Regions from separate parts of the Homo sapiens genome. Here region 1 is linked to region 2. A link is an interaction called in ENCODE POLR2A ChIA-PET data of the cell type or tissue named here. Cell type or tissue: GM12878. All regions are shown on one strand.

What was found. Peaks named below come from ENCODE experiments on the same cell type or tissue, not always from the same donor. Only the 100,000 strongest peaks of a DNase experiment are listed, where the experiment ranks them.
Region 1: POLR2A ChIA-PET joins it to region 2 with 5 read pairs; 22 of 35 experiments call an interaction of 5 or more read pairs at or near these places.

What each region holds. Positions count from the first base shown.
Region 1 is chr12:89,692,810-89,696,809 of GRCh38, forward strand. The region is part of intron 1 of ATP2B1 (ATPase plasma membrane Ca2+ transporting 1); the gene reads right to left. Among named protein-coding and RNA genes, the nearest start is that of ATP2B1, 14 kb to the right of the region's middle. In GM12878, no CTCF peak of the experiment used is centred here; no DNase peak of the experiment used is centred here.
Region 2 is chr12:89,764,167-89,768,166 of GRCh38, forward strand. The region is part of intron 2 of LOC107984543 (a long non-coding RNA gene); the gene reads left to right. Among named protein-coding and RNA genes, the nearest start is that of ATP2B1-AS1, 57 kb to the left of the region's middle. RefSeq lists a silencer at 1,930-1,989. In GM12878, no CTCF peak of the experiment used is centred here; a DNase peak (open chromatin) is centred at 1,946; H3K27ac peaks cover 1,301 bases.

The sequences.
Region 1 (4,000 bases), 71 kb before region 2:
TGGAATTACTTATTTCAATGTTTAATATCAGATATTTGGTAATGTTTTTGTGACCAGAAATATGCCATAAGAACTTAACTCTTGTTTATATCGACTAGTCTATGGTAAAATTGGTTTCGTTACACATCATTTCACTTAATGTTGCAGTGTCCAAGAACCTATTGGCCACACTGAGGATGTACTGTATGCTTCTGTCAGTAAAGTATTTCTGAATGTATACTTAATTTTTCATTTTACTCCCTACAACTAGTATTAAGCCAATAATTTATTTTCTAACTGTTATTTCAGAATTAAGTAAATACTGAATATGAAGTGATGGCAACACAGACAAGGAAATGACTGTGCCTAGGGAAGCTGCAGCAATGCCTTATCAAAGAACTGACTTTTAAAGTGAGTCTTGAATGAAGAGTCCTATTTTGTAATATTTAGGCAAGGGGAGTATGATTTACAAAGGCATAAACAATGAAAAGGTTGGGCATGTCTTTAACACAGGAAGAACTCCTGCTATGATACGAAGTAACCATTGTGACAGGAGGAATGGAGCAGTATAGAAGGCTCAGAGTTTAACTGGACACATTCATTTATTAAGTACTAACTTAATGAATAATCTAAATGATAAGCACCTAACTTTCTGGACAGGACAGAAGAACTTCATGAAGGAGCTTCATAATGAGTCCTAAAAAAATGACTAGTTTGGATGAGGACATTCCAGATAGGAAGAGCAGCACACAGCCGTTGCTTTTTAACCAAATTGTCCATGCCTATTAAGTTTTGTGAATTCTTATTTTTTACTTTAAAAACCTTCCTTTTCCATCACTAAAATGTAAATTTTCAATTAGTTCCTATGATACTTGTGCTTGATTCTAAACAGTCTTTCTAGTTTCTGAAATTTGCTCTCTTTCATCTGCAGTGTGCTGGCAAACCAGTTATCAAAATGTATTTAAAATATGAATAAATACAGCAAGTAAACACCTAAAGTGGAGTAAGGTGCTGAGAGTCTTGATTCATGAACTTCTGGCGGCTTAGAGGGCTTTTCTGCCAATTTCCTGGTTCTCTACTTTGTTTTACATGGTTCAGGAAACTGGATAAATAATAGCCTTAGGCTGGGAGAAAAATTATCCTACACCTCTCTCCATTCTTCTTCTATTTCTGCTTTCTCTTTGATTCCTCCCCATTCCAGTAGCATTCCAGATAGCGATTAGTCCACTAAGTTACATTCCAGGACAAGAAGACTGGTTTCCACTGACCTCAAAATTAGAGGAATGTCATGGTACAATTAATTTGATACATTTCGTCCTTTTATACCCATAACTATTCTAAGTAATTATTACTTGAGTAGCCAAAAGAAACACTTGCACTGAATGTTCAAATACATATATATAGAGAAAGATGTGTATCTACTAACTAGATATAAAAAAGTTATATTCAACTACATAATCTGTCCTATTCTCTCTCCCTCTCATATCCCACTTACAGCTGTCACCTTAATTTTAAAAAATCCCCAATGCCACTATAATCTATGACTTTTAATGACAACCTCAAACTCCTTCTGTGCATGTGCAGATCTAGATTAAACTATAATCTCTCAACATCCCCCAAACCACTCAAAGTTTCCTCCTTTCAACTCCTTAGGGTATCTGCTTATGGGGGGGTTACCTGGTATCAAATACATTGAAGGGGCATGGCCAAAGAATCTGCTCAAAAGAGCTTTCCCTCCACTCGGAAATAAGGCCTTCAACCAATACAGTTCCCACTTGTGGAAACATTTAATTTAAATCTAGGGCCACAGGTATACTTCAGGAAGGGAGACAGGAGGAGCAAGTCCAACATTATGAAAAACTGATAGCCTGGCTTGCTACCTAGGCTGTGTGCAGAAGTACAAACAGAGCTCAGCACAACTTAGAAAACCCTCCAAATGTAATTGTGACAGAAGGCCAGAGATCACCATCAAGAATTCTAAGAACTGGCCAGGCGCAGTGGCTCACGCCTGTAATCCCAGCACTTTGTGAGGCCGAGGAAGGGGAATTGCTTGAGCCCAGGAGTTTGAGACCAGCCTGGGCAACATGGCGAAACCCTATCTCTACAAAAAGTACAAAAATTAGCCGAGCATGGTGGCACATGCCTATAGTCCCAGCTACCCGGGAGGCTAAGGTGGGAGGATCACCTAAGCCCAGAGAGATCGAGTCTGCAGTGAGCCATGATCGTGCCATTGCACTCCAGCCTGGGCGACAAGAGCAAGATGCTGTTTCAAAAAAAAAAAAAGAAAAGAATTATAAGAATAGGATACAATGGTAGCAAAACTACTGAAGTCTGAAGGTTTGACAGCAGATTCTAGAACGCTTTTCTTCTTTACTTGTATAAGAATAGCTGGAAACAATATACCCCTATTCATTATAGAAGAGATCACAGACCAGGAATGGGACATGTGCACACACTTACACTGGTTCTGGAAGCATACAGCACCTGATGAATCACTGCACAAAAAAGGAAACCAAGAAGGAACACCAGACACACTGAGCAAGGCTGACTTAAAGCTCTACATAACAGTCTCTCCTCTCAGCAGGTCACAGTTGTTACGGTCTACCCTAGCAATCATATAAATATTTTTTAAAAGAAAATATTTATCTCAAATCTGAAATTTTCTACTTGAAATGAGAATTAAAAAAAAGAAAAAAATTCATATATGATGTCACAGAAAGAGCCTGCCAAGACACCTTTAAATTTCCCTAGTTTTACCTCGTTTACAATACTGAAACTTAACTTTTTTGGACTAACTCTTTAGCTGTAGTTGTATTTAAGTTTAGATGTCAAACTTCTGAAGTTTTCTCCTCTATTAAAAAAAAAGATAGATACATTAATCTATTAAGCAACATTTTACAAAAACATCTACTCACTGGCATTTTTAAATAGTAATACCCATTTCCATTGGCTGCTTCTTAGTATTCTATTCTATTTAGTAAAGTCTATCCTGCTCTTTAGAAGCAGGGATAGTAAAATTCTTGTTTCACAAAAAATTAAATTTATATAACATAGTTATAAGAAAATATTTCCAATCTTTGTGTCATTTACCTGACATATCATTCAGCTCAAATTTAAAAGAAACAGTATCTGTGATAAATTCTCACCCCAAGCACACTACAGTTTCTATAAGATGCAGAAGTCCAGTGTCAGTGGATTCAAGCTCAAGACCAGACACAAGAGGCTCATTCAAGAATCATTAACAACCTCACAGGTATAAACAGGGCATTGTGCCAAGGGTGAGTGACAGAAAGATGCACAGTTCCTGCTCCCAAACTGAACATGTCACGGAAGTGTCAAACATGTGAACAACAAAATATGAATTCTTAAAAGTGCTATGGAAATTTGGAAAAGTAAAGCAGAGACCTGGAAATGAGTGGGACATACTATAGACACAGCAAGAAAAGACAGACTCCCCAAAATCTGACCAGCCTCAGAGAAAGGAGACTGGAAGAAAATTTTAGTCATAAGACCACAAACTACCAAAATCCTTTAAATACAGTAAATACAGAGAAACAATCATAAATGAAGACAAACATATGCAAATAAAGATGCTCACTGGAAGATTATTTAACAGAAAAGAATTAAAATCAAAACATCCAATAACAAGGGACTAGCCATAGGATACAACATTATTAAAATGTTGTTAATGAAAAAATTTAATGACATGAGAAAATAATACAAAGTTTCTAAAAAGCACATAATTATACCTACATTATCTGAAGGATGTTAATAGGTAAGTTTTTCAAAAGATAAAAACCATTAAAGTGTTAAAACTAGCTATTTCTCAGACGGAGGATTATGAGTGATTTGTTTCACTTTACATTGTCCTATTTTCCAAACATTATATAGTGTTACATTTCTAACTGGTAAAAAGGTTATGTAAGTCACTGTATTTTAGGGTATTCATAGCCCTTTAAAACTATTCATAGCCCTTTTCATCTCTTTCTATAGAGAATATCTCATCCATATATTACACAGA
Region 2 (4,000 bases):
GAATGTGATCTTTCTTACAAATTGGGTCTTTGCCAGTGATCCCATTACTGAGTATATACCCAAAGGATTATAAATCATGCTAATATAAAGACACACGCACACATATGTTTATTGCGGCACTATTCACAATAGCAAAGACTTGGAACCAACCCAAAAGTCCACCAATGGTAGACTTGATTAAGAAAATGTGGCACATATACACCATGGAATACTATGCAGCCATAAAAAAGGATGAGTTCATGTCCTTTGCAGGGACATGGATGAAGCTGGCAACCATCATTCTCAGCAAACTATCACAAGGACAGAAAACCAAACACCGCATGTTCTCACTCATAGGTGGGAACTGAACAATGAGAACACTCGGACACAGGGCAGGGAACATCACACACCAGGGCCTTTCAGAGGATGGGGGGCTGGGGGAGGGATAGCATTAGGAGAAATTCCTAATGTAAATGACGAGTTGATGGGTGCAGCAAACCAACATGGCACATGTATACCTATGTAACAAACCTGCACGTTGTGCACATATACTTGAAGTATAATTTAAAAAGAAAAAAAAGAATTTGGGTCTTTGAGCTGAACAGTGAGAACACATGCACACAGGGAGGGGAACAACACACACTGGGGCCTGTCGTGGTGGGGAGCAGGTGGTGAGGGAGAGCATCAGGATAAATAGCTAATGCATGGGGGGCTTAATACCTAGGTGATGGGTTGATAGGTGCAGCAAACCACCATAGCACAAGTTTACCTATGTAACAAACCTGTACATCCTGCACATGTATCCCAGAAACATAAAATAATAAAATAAAATATCAAAAAAAAGAAATTGGGTCTTTGTAGATTATCAAGTTAAGATGGTTCATTAGAGTGGTTCCTAATCCAATAAAACTATGAGTTTGTAAAAAAGGACAATTTGGATACAGATATAGACAGGTATACAGGGAGAGCACCATGTGAACGTGAAGGTGGAGATTGGATGAAACTTCTACAAGGCAAAGAGTGCCGAAGTTGTCAGCAAACCACTAAAAACTAGGAGAGAGACATGAAACAGATTCTCCCTCAAAGCACTCAGAGGGAACTAACCTTGCTGACACCTTCCTTTAGCCGCTAGAAACTGTGAGACCCAAATTTCTATTTAAACCATTCAGCTTTTGAGACTTTGTTGCAATGACCCTAGCAAATGAATACAGAACCACTTAATAGTGGCTTGAGGGGTGGGATTATCAGTACCACGGGAACCACATAGATGGGTGAAAGTTGATTCTCAGAAATTGGTTCTGGGAAGACAATCTCATAGATTTTCACTACAGATCCCCCAAGACAATTTGTTTTGACTTGAAACTCAACTATGGACATTTTCTTTTGAATAAATTAGCTTGCTTAGGAATTGGGTGAATAATTAAAAATAATCTAAAAATTAATTTGTGGATATTTTCTGATTGGCATTATCTGTCTCAGCACACAAGTTGCCATAATGGTGGGGAAAGCAACAAGTAACAAGCCTGCTTTGCTCTAGAGCAGATTGATATATGTAGATAAGTGGAATTTATGTGAAAGAACCAATAATGTTTGAGAGTCTGCTGATAAAAGATGACATTGAGTAAAATGATGGATTCCTGTCTTAAAGGGTAACTTTTCTTATTATTTTCTTAGGCTGTATTGTAGTTGTTATTTATAATACGCTCCAGTTGAGGCATCATCTTGTAATTATTGCTCCCTCTACTCTTTCTCAACTTACTCTTCACTATGAGTGTTAGTATTCAACAGTTTAGACTTCATCAATAAGTAATTTCCATCAGAATGAGGAAAGACTGGTCCTTCTCTGTTTATGTTTTCTAATCTTGGAATGAGGTACCTTAGACTAAATCAGGGATTGGGTAAATTATAACCCTCAGGCCAAATTTAATCTACCACCTGGTTTTACAAAGGCAGTTTTATTATAGCACAGCCACACTCACTCATTTACTTACTTTCTGTGGTAGACTTCATGCTACAATGGCAGAGGTGAGCAGTTGCAACAGAGACTCCATGGCCCAAAAGCCTAAAATATTAACTATCTGGACTTTTACAAAAACAATTTTCCAACCTCTGACCTAGGTAGCTATGTAAAGGGAGAAAAAGAGGTTCTGTTTTTGTTTTTGTGCTTTTAATTAAGTCTACCAGGGACAGACTTATTAGCCTTTAGAGTAAAACGTAATCCCCACGTTACTAATAACATGAACTCCACATTTAAAAAATGGACTACATGGTTTAAAATGCTTTGTTTAAACTCATTTTTTCCTTATGTATAGTTGTTTGTAATTAGTAATTATTCAGCTCTTCTAGTTTACTTTTTCTTTTGCAAATAACTGGTTACAGAAGTAAAAAATAGAAGGGTTGTCCGAAGGCATCATGTGTTTTTGAGAGTAGTTGATCTAATGTTTCTTGAAGCCAGGAAGATATTTGTGCACTTTGTCTGTGGCTTCATTTCCTTACAGGAAATCACCTGGGGCAGATAACACCAAGCTCAGTGTATTCTTGTTGCTCAGTTGATTAGTTGATTGATTTGAAATAACAGAAATAATAAAGAAAGATATTTCTATTTGGGAAAATTTTTTTTTAAAGTTTATAATAATGTCACCCTAATAAGTTAGTTAATCTCTCTGAACTTCAGTGACCTTCTCTGTAAAGGTACTACCTATTACATAGTGTTATGAGGATTAAATGAAATGGTCCATTTAAAGAGTTTGATAGAGTATCTTGTGTATAATTAGAGAATAATACATTTAATTCTTGTTATTATTATTATTATTGCTATATTTTTAGCTACTGTTTTAGGCTGAATATTTGTCCTTTCCAAAATTCATGTGGAAATTTAATCCCCAATGTGGCAGTGCTGACAGGGGGCTTTTAAGAGGGAATTGGGTCACGAGGGCTTTGCCCTCATGAGTGCATTAGTCCATTAATGGATTAATGAATTAATAGGTTAATAGATTAATGAGCTCTCACAGGAATGAGACTGGTGGCTTTATAAAAAAAAAAAAAAAGGCAGAGCGATATGAGCTAGCATGCTCAGTTCCCTACCCATTTGATTCCCTGCACAGCCTTGGGACTCTTCAGAGAGTCCCTACCAGCAGGAAGGTTCTCACTAGATGTAGCATCTTGACATTGGGTTTCCCAGCTTCCATAACTGTAAGAAACAAATTCCTTTTCTTTAAAAATTACCCAGTTTCAGATATTCTGTTATAAGCAACAGAAAATGGACTCAGACACTTACCATATCCTAATTCCTGTGTTATATTTTAGCTACAGGGAATGTTAATAATTCATTTATTTATTGTATTTCTTACTGTATTCTTTTGGATTCTCCAGAGAAACAGAACCTCTCAGGTTCTTATATATTGATTATAAGAAATTCTGTGGAGGCTCAGAAGTCTCAAGATCTATAGTCAGCAAGCTGGACACCCAGGAGAACAGATGGCATAGTTCCAGTCCAGGTTGGAAGGTCTGAGAATCAGAAGAGCTGATGGCCTAAGTTCCAGTCTGAGTCCAAGTTCTAAGGCAGGAGAAGTCTGATATCCCAGCTCAATGATAGTCAGGAAGAGAGAGTGAAGTCTCCCTCACACTACCTTATTATTCTATTCAAACCATTCAAAGTTTCCATAAGACCCACCCACATTGGGAAGGTCAATCTGTTTTACTCAGTCTACTGATTCAAATGCTAATCTCACCCAGAAAATTGCTCATGAACACACCCAGAATAATGTTTAATGAAATATCTGGGCACCCTGTGACCCAGTCAAGGTAACACATAAAATTAACATCCCAAGTTCACCCCTTGTCAATTTGGCACCCATATGCACCTCCTTAAAGCATACTTCATATCCAAATAAAGAAAATAACAAGGTAATAATTCCATCTACCATGATAAAACTATCTTGCATACAATTGGCAATGCAGTAACCCCTTCCCCAGAAGAGGAGGTAAAGTCCTTGGGTGATGTTTACTTTTCTTCTTGATA